Regions from separate parts of the Homo sapiens genome. Here region 2 is linked to region 1. A link is a contact called in ENCODE Hi-C or POLR2A ChIA-PET data. All regions are on one chromosome and are shown on one strand. Each heading gives the region's core, a stretch centred on a gene start or an enhancer-like site at or near the end of the contact. The rest is flanking DNA. Distances are from core to core; before and after follow the strand shown.

Region 1 (3,164 bases), core at 21-2,520:
TTTTGGGGGTTTTTTTGTTTGTTTTCTAACTGGCTGATTTTAAAGTCCAGTTTGGGGACCTAGCACTAGTGATTCCATTCTGGTTTGGTCTGTTCTTCTGGGCCTAGTGCAAGAGCTTAGTCCAAAACAATAGCCTCCCATAAATTTAACACTACTCTCAGTAAAAATAACCATTGGTATTTTTATAGCATGGCTTTTAATAATGCCTATATTCTCATATTTGCAAAGTGCATTTTCCTGAGCTGATTTTATCAGTGGCTTTACTTCCAAAATAATTTCCTTTTAGGACAATATCAGAACGGCACATACAAGTGTCCCCAAGTCATATTTGGAATAAGATCACTTGGGAACACAAGTCAAAGAAGGTATGTAACCAACTCACCTCATCTAATGGAACAGGTTTCCCTGGGCAAGCATAAGATTATTGTACATTGTTCAAAGATTTCAAGACAGATAGCGTAGATTTCAAGAATGCCAAACATAAGGCAGAGAGGAGTCTACTGGGATATTTTCCCGAATTGTGGCTTGTATCTCTCTCTGGTCTATTAGAAGACCTCCTGCATACCCCTAACAAGAGAAAAAATGACAGATGAAAGAAAGAGAGAGAGAGAGACTTTCTTGTAATTAATCTAATAGGCATTTTTAAAATTGAACACTTGGACTTCCTCCAACTGGCATCTTTAAAACACCCATTGATTAACAGGCAAATGGGATGAGTGAATTCATTATAAGAAGTGAATCCTTTGCGTCCACCAGATTCTTCTGCCTTCATTGTCATCAAAGTTCTTGGGCTCACTCACTGGCTATCATCCCTCTCACTCATCTCTAAAATGGTTTCAACATCCCCTCTGTGCGGTCCAGTTTCTCACCTAATTTGCATTAGGCTGATTCATTCATTCCTCAGCAGGGTTACTTGATGTGCTTTCTTCCCAGTGGCATCCATGTGTAAAGCTGTCTCTCACTGGCTCTTATCACAGTCAGATTCAAAATGCTCATTTCAGAAAGACTGCAAGTCTTAATAGAAGGTATAGAATTTAACAACATGAACACAGTGAAAGTTTAAGAATGGTTTCTGGAATACCTGAAATCTATTCTGCTTATATTAAAATGGCTTTCGGCAGAGGGTGAAAAACCCTGCCGGCAATCAGAGCATTCTGTGACATTCAAGTCTGCCCAGAGTCAGCAGCCAAGCAGCGTGCTCTCTGATCTACAGATTTGCATTGTTCACTAACCTTCCTGTGCCAAAAACACTCAGTTGCTCCCTTTCACCAGCCTCTAAGGTCACAAGACAGACAGTTCTTTCTTGATTACTCAAACAAATACACGTCTGATTCAGAGCGGGGAAAAAAGAGTTGCCAACAGTCAAGGCTTAGAAAGGCCAGGGCTGCTTGCACTTAGAAGCCAGCCTGATGAATCACCACATCCATGACTAATTGTGGGGTTCAAGTGTGCCCAGTTATAGAGCCTGTTTTTTAGAAAGGAAAATGCTAAAGAAGACACATAGAAATGTGGAAGAAAACTAGACACTTTTGTGTGACTACACAGATGGCCCGTGGTCATTAACAGGCTTGATACATACCTTTCTCTATATATATATAGTTTTTTTTTTTTTTTTTGACAGAGTTTCACTCTTATTGCCCAGGCTAGAGTGCAATGGTGCAATCTCAGCTCACCAAAACCTCCGCCTCCCGGGTTCAAGCAATTCTCCTGCCTCAGCCTCCTGAGTAGCTGAGATTACAGGCATGCGCCACCATGCCTGACTAATTTTGTATTTTTAGTAGAGATGGGGTTTCTTCATGTTGGTCAGGCTGGTCTTGAACTCCCAACCTCAGGTGATCCGCCAGCCTCGGCCTCCCAAAGTGCTGGGATTAGAGGTATAAGCCACTGCACCCAGCCCTCTCTCTATGTTCTTTCAATTAAGCCCCAGAAAATGTGGAAATGCCATTGCCCTCAACCTGGCTTTCCTCACAAGAGTAAACTTCATGGGCTTAAAAAAAATTCCAAACATTTTTTAAATCTCATAAGGTTAAGAAAGGGCAGTCGACTTCAATAAATTATGATGCTGATGATTTTTGTTTTAAAAAACTGGCAAAAACAGACTTTTACATATATATGACTATCATATATGACTTTTACATATACGTATATAGGTGAATTACTTATATACATATAAGTACATAAAGTATACAGTTACATGTATGTTAAAGTATGTATATACATATCTAATGTAAATATACATATATATGCACATATGAACCTATATCTTCATTGCATGCTTATGTAATAGATGCAGTGTGTAATATGTGTAAATCCATGTTTTATTTGTATAGATACCAAGGACATGATAATAAAAATGACATAGTTCTTGTCCTCAATTGTATAGTCTGTTGGGAAAGAAAACACACAAATAGAAAAAATTTTCATATAGAGAATTTTTAATATTCTCTATATGCTGCTATAAAATCAATAGTAGTCATGCACAGGGTGTTGTTGGCATAAGGGAGGAAACCTTGAAAAAGGGGTACATGTTAGGGAAAGCTTTGGGAAAGTGAGAGATGAGCTGATCTGAAAGGACTTGTAGTAGTGACTCTTGTTGAGTGGGAGGGAGGGGTAGGCAATGAATGGAGGAAATCCCAGGTAGAGGAAAAAGAGAGTACCAGAACAGCCCCACATTTATTTAAGAAATTGAAATTATAGCTAAAAACCTCCACACACAAAACTCCAGGCACCAAAGTTTTCATGGTTAAATTGTACCAAACCTTTAGTAAATAAATAAAACCAATTATACACAAACTCTTCCAGAAAATTTAAGACAAGGAAATACTTCCCACTTTATCTGGGAGGGCTGCCTTACCTTAACCCAAAATCTAGATGTTACAAGAAAAGATAACTACACAACATTAAATATCCCACATAAACATAGGTACGAAAAACCTTGAGAAAATTATAGCAAATGAAATTTAACAACATATAGAAAGAATAATACATCATGAATAAATGAGGTTTATTATGAGAGTGCAGGGCAAACATTTGGAAATAAATTGACGTAATTCACCATATAAAAAACAGACGAACATCTCAATAGGTGCAGAAAATATAATTGACAAAATTCTATATAGATTCATGATAGAATGAACAGCACTCAGTAATCTGGGAATAGATGG
Region 2 (3,176 bases), core at 22-2,521, 180 kb before region 1:
GAATATGAATAAAATAAATGAAAATAATCAAGAATTCTAGATTTCCAAACCAGAAGAAATGCGGTCATTTGTTTAACCATGCACTTTATATGTGAAAGTAAAGAGATTCACAATCTTTCCTCAGGTTATATACCTAGCCAAACACAACATTCATTTCTGCTACGTAAATCTGCCTCTCCAATGTTGATAATGAGATATTTTCCATCATGTACAGGATCTATTAAATTAAAAATCTGACACTGCTGCAATAAACTAAGTGTAATCAAATAAGATAAGCCATTATATTTATAATGAATTCAAAACAACAGATAACACTAAAATCAGGTGTTAGATGTACATGGTATTTTATCTTCACAGACAGTGCACTGATTTTCTGATTTTTTCATAAGCATGATATTATCTGAAAGTTAGGATCCTGTTTGGGTATACAGTTTAATGTTCCATTCTGACTTTTGTCCACTAGATGTCCCCAGTACGTCACACAGAAGCTCTGATCTCATATAGGCCCTTGTTAGGGAGAATCTGCATCTTTTTGAAGTGAGGCCTGAGATAACTCGGTCAAATGATTTTTATTCCTGAGTTCATTTCATCCCTAAAATTAACAAGCTACTAATCTACAGAGAAATGCAATCATTTAAAGATTTTTGTCTAAGAGACAGAATATAACTTTGCCAATTTAAGAAGCAATTAAAGAACATGTATATCTTCTTTTCTGAAATGCATTTAAGAAATCAAAGACCTGAAACAAGTTAAAAATCCTTAGAGAAAAAGTTCATAGCCTTGCAAAGGAAGACTCTTAACACAACTTTTAATTGTATTGATTTCAAAGGATGAATAACATTTACACAAAATAGTTCAGAAAACTTTGGTAACAGCAGGAGCCTTGTTTAATTTGAACTCTAATAAATTAAAGAAAAAAAGTAAAGGCTTGAGCGGTCACCCAACGTGTCCCCTCCTAACTCACACAAAAACCTCTGTAACAAAGGCTACGAGACTGAAATACAATAATAATTGCAACATGGGGATGTTCAATTAGAACTAAGCTTGCAAAATGCTGTCTTTTTTCCCCAAAAGCCCAGTGAGCCCATATTACAGGAGGCTTCTACCTCTGACTGAAAAATAACACTCTCTGGGGTTGCCGTGGCAGATTGCTGCACTAGAGGGCTAAGAATCTACTCTTCTAAAGCAATTCAATAAGGATTCCTACAAGGTGTCTCAAAATGGAAGCACTCAGGCAGCATGTTTCTGCCTCTCAGGGCAAGAGGTAAAAAGTTCAGCCTGTGAAGTAGAACAGTTTCTGCCCCAGAGCAAGAGAGAAAAAAAGTACAAGAGCGTTCTGATGAATTATCTCTTACTCAGAGCTAACACGGGCGTCCCAGGAACAATGGCCAAGTCTAACCAGAGTTGACAGCCTCCATTCACTGCCCAGCACTCCATCCCGCACAGTGTCAGAACAATGATCCATTCTCACCGCTTCTCAACCCGTCCTCAGCCTTTCAACAAACCTTCTCCGTTCAAGAGCCACTGCTTTATCATGCTTTCTTTGATTAAAGCTCACCTTTCATCACACTAGAATTTTATTGTTATTATTTATTGAGTGTGCCAAGAATGGAGGTAATGTAAAACAAAAAGTTTAAATCATTGAACCTTGCATTTATTTAGTTTATGATCAAGGTTAGGAAAGTAAACCAAATCTTAAGAAACAGAAAACAATTCTGTGATAAACTAAGGGATCCTGGCCAGAATTACTCTGGTAGTCCACAGAAGGAGATTATATTTGTGTCCTGGAGAAGAAAGGTTTGTAGAAGAGAGGGAGTTTGAGATAGGCCTTAAAGACTGGGAGAATTGAGAGAAAGAAGGTAGGCAAAAGGAGAGACCAGAAGATAAATCACCAGATGATGGTATGCAGATACACAAATGAGCATAGGATAAACAGAAGATAGAAAGAAACCAGCTGAACCTTGACCAGGCACTCAGGGCACTTGGACAGAAATGGGCATAACCCCCATGAGGCTGGATTGCAGATGTCCAAGAGACATAGATCCAAGGATAAACAAAGCAAAAGGGAGCACCATAGTGTTTTATGCTGGGGCATGATGCAATGGAAGGAATGTTCTAGAAATATCATCATAGCAGGTTAAGCATAGCAGATGAAGCAGGAGTGAAAAATTCTACCAGGAGAGGTGAAGGACTGTGAGGAAATCCATTCATTGGCTATTAAAACAATCTAAGGTTTCAGTAATAAAGGCCAAGACTGGAGGATTGACTTTTGGAATCTAGAAAGAGGCAACTCTGAGAAATAAAGCATGACATGATGGAAAATCAGATAAGTGAAAGAAATGAGTGGCTCTGGAAGAGGGTCTACTCTTTGTTTAGATTCCACAGTTTAACATTCTTCACGCAAGAATAGAGCCAATTTAATCTATGTGTTCTGTTTAGTATTCCACAGAATCAATAACATGCTTGAATAAATTTACCTTTTTTAATGACTCCATCTCATAAGGAGGAATTTTAGGCTCCAAAGACTACCTCAGCATCCTTGAGAGAGCCTAGTAGATCCTCTCCAAATCCTGAATTTCTGCTGACAAGAACTTTTATATAATTTCAAAGTATTACATCATTAAAACTAATAACAAAACAGATATGTGTATTATAAACTAAAACAATGATGTATTGGCAGTGTCTTACAACATATGCATGCCAATAACTACTTTAGATGTAATGCCTAAAGGAATATGAATAACACATACCCAGCCATAGAGGCTAAATGAGAAGTCAGGTTAAAACTATCTTCAATTTTTGCCTTCCCATTTAGAACCCTCATCTGACCCTCCACACTCTGTAGTGCATTATGTGCACTGTAGCATTTCATCATTCAGCAAATGTTTATAGGGCAACCATGATGAACTAACACATCCATGAGACATGAAATTCTATCTACTAGAGGTGACACAATGTATTTCCTCAAGGAATTTGCAATCTAGCAATCTTTCTGGGCTGTCAACAAATTTTCCCCACCATCCAGATATCAGCCATTTATCTATAATACAATTATTTTGTATAAAGTATCAAGCCCTCTAGGAGACTTGGAAAAAATTCTCTTATAATGTCTAGAAATTTACAATCATTGTAAATTACAGAGGTTTGTAAACAGATGCATACCTATTAAAATTTAA

The links. A loop is a pair of places that touch in the nucleus more often than their neighbours do. ChIA-PET counts read pairs that join two places held with the same protein, here RNA polymerase II (POLR2A). Pooled maps may share reads with other maps.
Region 2: a map with no recorded cell type shows a loop between it and region 1 (4-fold over the local background). The contact joins two enhancer-like sites. A Hi-C loop is called at or near these places in 2 of 37 single-sample maps with no recorded cell type and 5 of 50 pooled maps. POLR2A ChIA-PET finds 5 or more read pairs at or near these places in 1 of 52 experiments (GM12878).

Annotation. Positions count from the first base shown.
Region 1 is chr7:116,316,146-116,319,309 of GRCh38, forward strand. It overlaps LOC105375463 (a long non-coding RNA gene), which reads left to right. Exons shown (of 7, transcript XR_001745336.2): 4 at 287-365. Among named protein-coding and RNA genes, the nearest start is that of TES, 110 kb to the left of the region's middle. RefSeq lists enhancers at 994-1,073, 1,174-1,323. Within about 2 kb of position 1,271, at least 23 of the 41 ENCODE cell types and tissues checked have a DNase peak (open chromatin) inside an H3K27ac peak, as active enhancers do.
Region 2 is chr7:116,137,925-116,141,100 of GRCh38, forward strand. It overlaps a transcript of TFEC not described here. Among named protein-coding and RNA genes, the nearest start is that of TES, 71 kb to the right of the region's middle. Within about 2 kb of position 1,272, at least 3 of the 41 ENCODE cell types and tissues checked have a DNase peak (open chromatin) inside an H3K27ac peak, as active enhancers do.